Regions from separate parts of the Homo sapiens genome. Here region 1 is linked to region 2. The links are chromatin contacts, found by Hi-C or POLR2A ChIA-PET in ENCODE. All regions are on one chromosome and are shown on one strand. The core of a region is the stretch at or near the end of the contact, and the rest is flanking DNA. Distances in the headings are between cores, read along the strand shown. Region 1 holds the start of LINC01871 (long intergenic non-protein coding RNA 1871). Region 2 has its middle 34 kb from the start of LINC01871.

What was found. Hi-C counts contacts between places; a loop is a spot of excess contacts on that map. ChIA-PET counts read pairs that join two places held with the same protein, here RNA polymerase II (POLR2A). Pooled maps may share reads with other maps.
Region 1: a map of naive thymus-derived CD4-positive, alpha-beta T cell shows a loop between it and region 2 (5-fold over the local background). The contact joins the promoter of LINC01871 here to the enhancer-like site in region 2. A Hi-C loop is called at or near these places in 1 of 168 maps with a recorded cell type or tissue (naive thymus-derived CD4-positive, alpha-beta T cell) and 6 of 50 pooled maps. POLR2A ChIA-PET finds 5 or more read pairs at or near these places in 8 of 52 experiments (BJ, activated CD4-positive, alpha-beta T cell, activated CD4-positive, alpha-beta memory T cell and 4 more).

Annotation. Positions count from the first base shown.
Region 1 is chr2:7,723,521-7,728,020 of GRCh38, reverse strand. LINC01871 (long intergenic non-protein coding RNA 1871) reads right to left here and starts at 2,242. Exons shown (of 2, transcript NR_183384.1): 1 at 2,168-2,242.
Region 2 is chr2:7,689,413-7,694,375 of GRCh38, reverse strand. No RefSeq gene overlaps it. Among named protein-coding and RNA genes, the nearest start is that of LINC01871, 34 kb to the left of the region's middle. Within about 2 kb of position 1,960, at least 2 of the 41 ENCODE cell types and tissues checked have a DNase peak (open chromatin) inside an H3K27ac peak, as active enhancers do.

The DNA.
Region 1 (4,500 bases), core at 993-3,492, 33 kb before region 2:
GGATTTATGAACACTTCAGATTTTGGATTTTGGGGTTGTAATGCTTAATCCATAGTAGATAAAGGCACTTTGTCAGCTCCATCAGAGCAAGCTTCCTCAGAAGCACTACCTGGTGATCACTCTCATTCCTTCCCAAAGTTTCATTTCTCTCTCTCTCTCTCTGTCTCTGGAGACAGTGTCTTGCTCTGTCCCCCAGGCTGGAGTGCAGTGGCATGATCACAACTCACTATAGCCTCAACTTCTTGGGCTCAAGTGATCCTTTCTCTTCAGTCTCCTGTGTAGCTGGGACTATGGATGTGCACCACCATGCCTGGCTAATTTTTTTAAATTTTTATTTTAGCAGAGATAGGGGGTCACTATGATGTCCAGGCTGGTCCTGAACTCCTGGCCTCAAGCAATTCTCCCACCTTGGCCTCCCAAAGTTCCTGGATTACAAGTGTGAGCCCACCGTGCCTGGCCTTAAAGTTCAATCTTAACATGGGCCCTGGCCCTGTTCTACTTCTAAAGATCTCTTTTGAATTCTCAACCCCACCTTTATCATGGGCTTCTGTTCTGTCCTTCAGAAAAGCCCGCCAGAACCAAAGATGGAAGTTACTGAAGATGGTGAAGCTAGGGAACCCCAATAAGAGCTCCCATCTTATTTCTCATTGCTTGCTTACAAGCACACTATTCTCTAGCTTCTGACCTATGAAAAGTGCTTGGCACACATTTGTGCAACAAAACTGACTGTGCTAGCTCCAGGTGCAAAACTGCCCAGCAACCACTAGACACAGTTCCTGCCCCACTGTGCTCACCCCACCTGAACTAACCAAATTATTCTGGCATAACCATGTTAGAAAAGGACTCTTGGGGACTGCTACGGGACAGCCAAGGTGGCTCAGGGGTGCTAGACAATGTGCATCTCAACATGCTTCACAAATGATTGCTTATGTTTAATAGTACATGCTCACGTGCATGCTATAATGGCTATCATTTTACACATCGTAGCTCACTCTGCACAAATAACTCTAAGAGATTTTTCCTCTTGTTTCAGAGACATAGAGAGATTAAGGAACATGCCCAAGTGCAATATGGTTAGGGAGTGGTGAAGCTAGGCTGCAAATCTGGCTCTTTTTGGCCCTGCACTTTAGGCTTTAATTCTGCCAAGCCAAAATGCCAACACAAACTGTCACACTCCATCTACCATCTTTTTTTTTTTTTTTTTTTCTGAGACAGAGTCTCGCTCTGTCCTCCAGGCTGGAGTGTGATCTTGGCTCAGTGTAACCTCTGCCTCCCGGGTTCAAGCAATTCTCCTGCCTCAGCCTCCCGAGTAGCTGGGATTACAGGTGCCCACCACCATGCCTGGCTAACTTTTATATTTTTAGTAGAGACAGGGTTTCACCATGTTGGTCAGGCTGGTCTCGAACTCCTGACCTCGGGTGATCCACCCACTTCGGCCTCCAAAGTGCTGGGATTACAGGCATCAGCCACTGTTCTTGGCCCCATTTATCACCTTAGCTCTGAGACCGGCCTCCAAGAGGGGTTCCCTGTGGAGTAAGATGTGCACATTCTACTTATTCTCTCTTCTAGGTCAAGTGAGAAAATGTACTTGAAATCACTTTGTAAGCTATAAGGTACTCTATAGAGAGTACCTTATATATATACATGTATAAATGTACACATATCTATACACATAAGTACAACTATATTGCTCACAATTCACAAGAAATGTGTGATTCATGTTAAATATTCAACATGTCGAATGTATTGGGGTTGTCTATCTTGATATAGATACTTGTTCACAAGCTATTAGTATGCCCTATTGACATTTCATACAAATAAACACAATACACACACACACACACACACACACCCATGTTGCTCTTCCCTCTTGGGAATGTTTGCTCAAGAGGCTGAGGCTGAAGTTGGCCTCCTGCTATGTCTGAGAGCAGCCCTTGCATAGGTGTGAGTGTGCACAGGAATTTATTTTCTAACCAAGGGAGAAATTGACAAAGTGAATAGAAAAACCACAAAAGCAGCTAAGTTAGATTTGGGTTCAAAAAAAGAATGCAGACAGAAAAGGAAGACTGTGAGGGGAGAGTTGATAGGTGGTTTAAGGAATGTCTGGCGAGAGGCAAGGAATAGAGTAAAGAAGAGAAAAAGTAATAAAAATAACTGCAACACTCACCTCTGAGAACAAATGACTGTAGTTGCTGCATGCTTAACGTCCCCATCTTATGAAGCACCACACATCAGCAGAAATGAGATACACAGCAGGGAGGTGTTAGAAATCTGGTTTTGCAGATGATTTTGTCAAATCACCTACAGCTTTGCTCAAACCAGTTCCAAAGGCTTTAACCACATGGTTTGCTTGTGTGCACCTATTTCCTGAGTTGCTCTAAATTGCATGACTTGGGGTGTAATGGCAATTCTTTGGGTTTTTGTGGCTCCATTTCTATGAGACACATGATTAGAAATCCTGTTTGCTTTTTGCTTGTCAAGCCTTAATCAGCTACCACGCTGGGCTTGTGTGAGGGCCCTGATAATCAGCCTGCTTTATGGAGAAGGCAGAGTGGAAACAGGACAGGAGACTTCCCATGGCACGGATACAGAAACGCAGCTTTCTTCGGGTTCTCCTTAAACTCGGAAAGTATCTCTTGTCTGAAAAATTTAAGTCACAATCTCTAATTAATTAGCTAACTAGCTCCCCCTCTTGAAACGTCTTTCAGATAAAAACTGCATAATGCTGCAAAGCAATGGCCTAAAATCAGACTAATCTACGTCTACGGCAGTCCTTAGGATCCATTGTGTCAGAAAAATACATAGAAATGTCTTAAAATCTGCCCAAACACAAAAACTGTAACTGTGCTATTACTTTCGTTGGGTTTATACCTTTCAAATCATCTTTTTTCCTTAAAGGTATTTTGACACAGCTTAAAAAAGAAAGGCACCAAAAGCCTTAGCCTGTACAGCGAGCTATAAAATTGCTGCGAGCTTAAACAGTCAAGGTAGGAAAAATGGCAAAAGTTATGTCCCCAACAAATAAGCTTGTGCTTTTGTCATAAATGAAGACTCTTAAAATGTGATGCCACCCCATGACTTATTTTGTATTATCTTATTTTTGTTTTGCTCCAGTCATTCTCTCCCTTTATCTTACATCAAAAACAAGAAAAGTTTTGCCTATGTCTACAACTTAAGTGAGGAACCTATTATGTGATTATGATATAAAATTCAGAGCCAGTGATAGGCCGTCGTGTGGTGTAAACATTTCAGAGGATAAGAATAATAGCAAAGAACTAAATTGAAATGTAATCCGTGCTGAGATACTGTAACAAAGTCTCGTAATCTCTTTAAGCCAGCTGTTCTCAACTTTGGCTGCCTATTTGAATCTTGCAGAGATCTTAAATCCTTCTTGATGCCTGGGTCTCACCCTCCAGGGATTCCGATTTCATTTGTCTAGGTTGTGACCTAGTGTCATGGGTTTTAACAGCTCCCCAGGTGATTCAAATATGTGGCCACGATTGAGAGCCCTCTTGTCAGCTGACTGTACTGTATACACGGATCTCTGACAGTAAAGGTCATCACCTGGTTCCCTGATTTGTTCTGGTCTTATTTGTGTGCCAATGGCTCTTTCTTGGACTTCAGAGTTTTATCTGCACAGATGATTCTGATACTGCTTCTGGGACTGCTGACCCAGTGTGGGCACTTGGTCATGACAGCTTTTTGACCCTATGCTGGTCTACAGGTGGCTAGGGCCCCTGTAACAAAGTATGAAGACTGGGTGGCTAAACAGTAGAAATGTATTGTCTCATAGTTCTGGAGGCTGGAAGCCCGAGATCGAAATGTCTGCGGAGTTGGTTCCCTCTGTGGCCTCTCTCTTGCTTGCAGGCAGTTCCTTTGCCCTGTTTCCCTACATGGTCTTCCCCCTGGCGTGTCTGTGTTCTAATCTCCTTTTATAAACACACAGGTGAGATTGGATTAGGCCCACCCATATGACCAAATTTTAATTCAGCAACCTCTTTGAAGGCCCTGTCTCCACAGGCACATTTTGAGATATTGGATGTTAGGGTTTCAACATATGAACGTGGGGGTACAGAATTCAGCCCTTAACAGCCAAGAGGATGTCTGCACTAGCAACATGCATGCCTTTGTCATAGCTCTGCTCCAACTATGAGTTGGGAAAATGTCAGAGATAATCGGAGTGCACAAACTATTCTCAACCATCTTCCTGGGCTTGCTTTATCAGTCAAAGTAGCAGCCACTGGGGTATCCATTCCCAGGCAAACTCTCCTGTATGGCTGAATCAGCCAGCAGGCTTAACCTGTGGAATGGCCTGGAAAACTCACCTTCCATCTCAAGGATTCTGTAAAATGTCTGGGTGCCCTTTTCCAGGGCTTCGGGAAGTGGGAAGCCCCAACCCCACCGCTCCCAGCAGGTGCAGCAGGAGCTCTTTTCCTCAGCTGCTGGTGTTTCAAGGTGGCTCAAACACCTGACCACCCAGCTGATCTCAGTGACACTGTG
Region 2 (4,963 bases), core at 711-3,210:
GCCTGTTTTCTCATCTATATAATGACGAGTTTTTACCAGGAAAATAGGTTTCATTGTGAATGTGAAATGTGACAGTTGATAGTAGTTTCTTGTTTACTCTAATGCGAAGGGTGTGGCTGAGGCCCTGGAGCCTTGGTGGACAAAAGTATCATGCCTGTGTGAGCCCGGGGCGGGGACACTGTATATCCTCGTGGATGGGTACTGTCTAAGGGCAGACTGGTCAGATGTTCTGTTTCTCCATTTTAACTGACTAATTGGCAAATAGCCTCATCTGAGGCTTTCTCCGCATACAGAGGTGAGTGGAAATTACTGTTGCTCAGGATGAAAGAACATGATCTTTACTGAATTGCAGCATGAAGGATTCCTCCCCACTGTAACTGCCCATTTGCCTATCTGTCTTCCACACTAAAGTGAGAGTTTCTTGGAGATAAGGATGATTCATTGGCACTGGTAGATCCTCAATATCTAATACAGGTGTAACTTAGGCTACATAGTGGGAATTGTTCGTTAGATTTGATGTATGTGACGCAAATCGTGGAATGTATCTGCAGATAAGCCAGGGGCCAAGGCTGCACATAAATATGAAGGTCAGTATCAAGTGGCCTCTGTCTTAGCCAGTAGAGCCCAAAAAGCAGAGCTTCAGGCAGGGTGTGGATGCAGGTCACTTATTTTGGAAAGTGGAATCGGAAAAGAGTAATATAAGAAAGGAAGTAGAGGTAAACTAGGGGTGTTTACCAAGCTGATTACTGCCGGTGGTGACTGGGGATACCTGGGGGATCCCCCACAGTGCAAGGGTTGGACAAGGGTATATTTATGAACTATCTTCCATCCTCCTTTGTTTAAGGGTTGCCCCCTGGGGTATGAACTTTCTCGGACTTCTAGATTAGTCCAGGCATCAGGAAGACTGGGGAGTTGCCTTACGACTCCCACTTGGCAGTGACGGAGAAGCCCTAGGGCAGAAAGCAAGAAGTGGCAAAGTGTGCACCTAAGTAGCAAAATGTGCTAAACGTGGTTTCAACAGCAATGAGGGAATTTAACAACATGGACAGAGAGAGAGGGTGAGAAGGATCACAGGAGAGGTCTGACACAAAAGCTTAAGGTGAGTCTTCTTTAGTTCTTTGGAGGTGACCGTAGGGAGTTGAGGACACCAATATCCATTTTTCTTTTGCATTTCATATCACCAGAGCTGCTGCAGCTCAAAGACAGAGTAGATGCACAGAGCCACTGGCATTGCTCTCCAAAGCTGCTGTCTAGTGCCCTTGGCGATAGGCCAGGAGGTCTCCTGGGGCTCAAGCTGTCTGAGCCTGGGCCACATTGCTACAGAGCTTAGATAAGACTCCATGGAGACAGGAACACCCAGGTCCATCTTTACAACTCACATGCACTCAGCTCTTCAGGACTTGAGGCTGCCTCATCTGAACTTGGGTCACCTCTATGGACTCTCATTGGCTCACTGTCATTGGCCAGCCATCCAACATCTCACAAAGCTGTTGCAATGCTGGCAGGGTGGGGTTGGTGCAAGGGCTGAGAGACAGGCCAAAGGAATCAAAACTATGAATGGGTGGGAGCAACAGGACTGTGGCTCACAGCTGTGTTGCACAACCTATATGCTGATGACAAAACCACAACATTAATTTAAAAATGGAAGAGAATGTCTGTGTGATTGAGGGAAGGGGAGAACTTTCAACAATTTCCAGAGCACTAAATATGAGGCAAAGATTGGTTAATTTGATTACCTCAAAATTAAGGTTTTCTGTTCAAAATGAGAAGAGGGAAAATAATTTAAATGTCTGAAATTGGCAAGAGATTAATATCTGTATTACAAAAGGAATTCCTAACAAGCACATGAAGAAACTTTTTAGTCATTAATAATTAGATAAACAAGACATACAGAAAGCTATGACTCCAAGCCTATTAGGCTGCTGAGAAAACCACAAAGGGTGTAAAAGATGATCATATCAAAGGTTGACAGAGATGTGCAATACAGGAATATGTTCTAGGAGGATACAGGTGGGTGCAGTCACTTTGAAAACCAACCTGATAGTAATCAATCAACTGAAGTATAGATACATCTTACAACTCCAGAAATTCTTTCCCCACGTACACAGCCCTCAGAAATCCTTCCACATATCCATGAGAAGACTTGCACAAGGATGTTTATTGAACACAGTTAGTGATGCCAGCCAGCTGCGACTTCCTGGGAGGAGGTGGTTCAATTGTAGACAGACATTGTGGAGGAGTGAGCAGCAGTTTGGGGCACAATTTGGGTGCTTTGGTGTCCTACAATCTCATGAGAGATCTTAAAAATGTGGTACTTAATGAAAATGTAAGAAGAACAGGGAGAAGACTGACACAGTGACAATTATTTCAATACTACCCATTTTAAAAAAGAAAGACACCCGTCATATAATATTAAAATTGTTGATAAGGGGAAGTAGAAATGTATTATGAAGATAAAAGTGAATAAATAATGAAACGAGAATCTCGCATGACCAGTGATAATGATGTACAGTAAACTGAAGAGTGTGTGTGTTTAACTCCATCATTTGCATTTCTGTGTTTGAGGTTAAAAATCAATATATAATTGTATAAAGTTCTCTACTTTTTTTGTTGGTTTTTATCTTTCAAATTTTATTTTTACTATTTTTTTATTTATTGATTTTAAGAGAAAGGATCTCACTATGTTGCCCAGGCTGGTCTCGAACTCCTGGGCTCACATGATACTCTTGCCTAGGCCTATCAAAGTGTTTAGATTACAGGCATAAGCCAATGCACCTGGCCCTATAACTCTCTATTTAACCTAACTATAATATTAAGGAGACATAAAAGGAAACTAATATATAAAATAATAAGTATATGGAGATACATAATGCTCTGACCCAAATTCCGAATTCTTTTGTATTTGAGAGTTACAATTGCAGATGATACAGGAGTTGCAGAGGGCCCTCAAATATCACCAGCAGTGTCTCAGTGAGGTTGTGATTTTTCAGTTTTGTGGCTGTTGGTAAAATCCCCAATAACACAAAGCATATTCTACTTTTGAATTAAAAAGTAGCGGTGTTCTTGGAAAATTAGTAGGTATTAAAGCTGTGCAAAGAAAATTGTGTGTTTCTATTTGTAAACTATAATTAAATTCTAGATTCAAATAATTTTTAAAAGCTTTTCCACTCACATGAATATCAGGTGAGGGATGTGAAAGTTGCATAAAATAAAGAGAAGTTTTTATGGCACATAATTGTCCTATAAATTGGAGGGCATCTGGCATCCAAACAAATGCCAGTAAATCCCACCCCCAAAGGTTGTGACAAAAGGATACACCCAAATACTGATGATTTCTCCTAGGAGGGGATACAGTCTTCATTGATCTCTATTGGGAATATAAAATTCAGAGTGACTCTAGTGGAAATCCAATTTCTTTTACTCTATATGGTAAAACTTCTATAATCTTCAGGTTTTAGAATTTGACTTTATATGGTATCTTGAAAGCGAAGGTTAGAAAAAAGGTAAAATCTCTTATAAAATGATTTGTAGGAGATGAGAATTTCATTTAAATTGACCTGAATGAGGTAAGCCTTGGTGGTCTCTGGTATGCTACAATCATCGATATAACAACGGAAGCAATGAATACCTGGTTATTTCCCAGGGAAAACCCCCAATCCTGGTTCAGTTGGAAATAACTCACGGCACATGAGAAAAGCTAAAATAATGATTAATTAGAACATGACTATGGGGAAGCTATGAACATGTTGTTATAATAGCAGCAATTTTTGCTTTACTTATTGAAAAGTCACATGGATTATAATAACTACTCTTGGTCTGATATTGGTTTCCTTTCATATTTTCCAAACTTTTAAAAAAGAGGATTCTATTTTCAAATGAGCTATTAGGTATATCTGTAAAATGTAAAGCAGATGAAAGATAAAATCAGTATTTTGTAATGCAAATATATTTTATAAGCTCAAATTTATAACATTTTCTTATTATAATATCAAGTAATTACAAAATGAGGCAGTTTTTTGGCTTAATTGAAATCAGGGTTATGGATGATAGCCCAGTCTGATTGTTAGCATTTGATTTATCCTGGATTTTTGCTGCGACTGTACAAGATTAAAATATCCTGATTCATTATACATAGGTGGTTGCAATTTCTTTTTAAGTTTGCCTTGCATTCTCAAGACTTAATGTATAAATCTGTTGCCAAAGCCTAAAATATAAATGATAAAATTGTCATTTAAAAATTAAACATATCATCAGCAATATGAAACTTCTCTTGTAGCCAAACCATAGTACCTGTTCTTGTAGTGAACACATAAATCCAAAAGCTAGACAGATAGTAAAACCAACTAAACTAAACCAAACCAAACAAAGAGAGAAATCACTTAAGCCCTGAAACTAACTGCATTAGGACACATCACATAGAGGTGTGTCATATTAATATGTTCTCTTTTTTTTTTTTTTTTTTTTTTGGATGGAGTCTTGCTGTGTCTCCCAGGCTGGAGTGCAGTGCAGTGGTGTGATCTCAGCTCACCAGGCAGCCTCTGCCTCCTGGGTTCCAGCATTTCTCCTGCCTCAGCCTCCCAGGTAGCTGGGATTACAGGCATGCACCACCACGCCTGGCTAATTTTTGTATTTTTATTAGAGATGGGGTTTTACCATGTTGGCCAGCCTGGTCTCGAACTCCTGACCTCAGGTGATCCACCTGCCTCAGCCTCCCAAAGTGCTAGGATTACAGGCTTGAGCCACCGTGTCCGGCCCATATGTTCTTTTATTTCACAGATTGTAATGAAACTGGGGCAGGAGCACGAGTCATTCACAGGTGCCTGAGCCTTGCCTGGCACTGATGGAAGAAGACCCATAGCTGTGACAGTACCCAGTACACACTTGGATTTCAGGTAAGCACGGATCCTTGTGGAAGTTTGAGTCTTCTCAAGGTCAATGGAGACCTAGAATCTTTTTCTTCAAT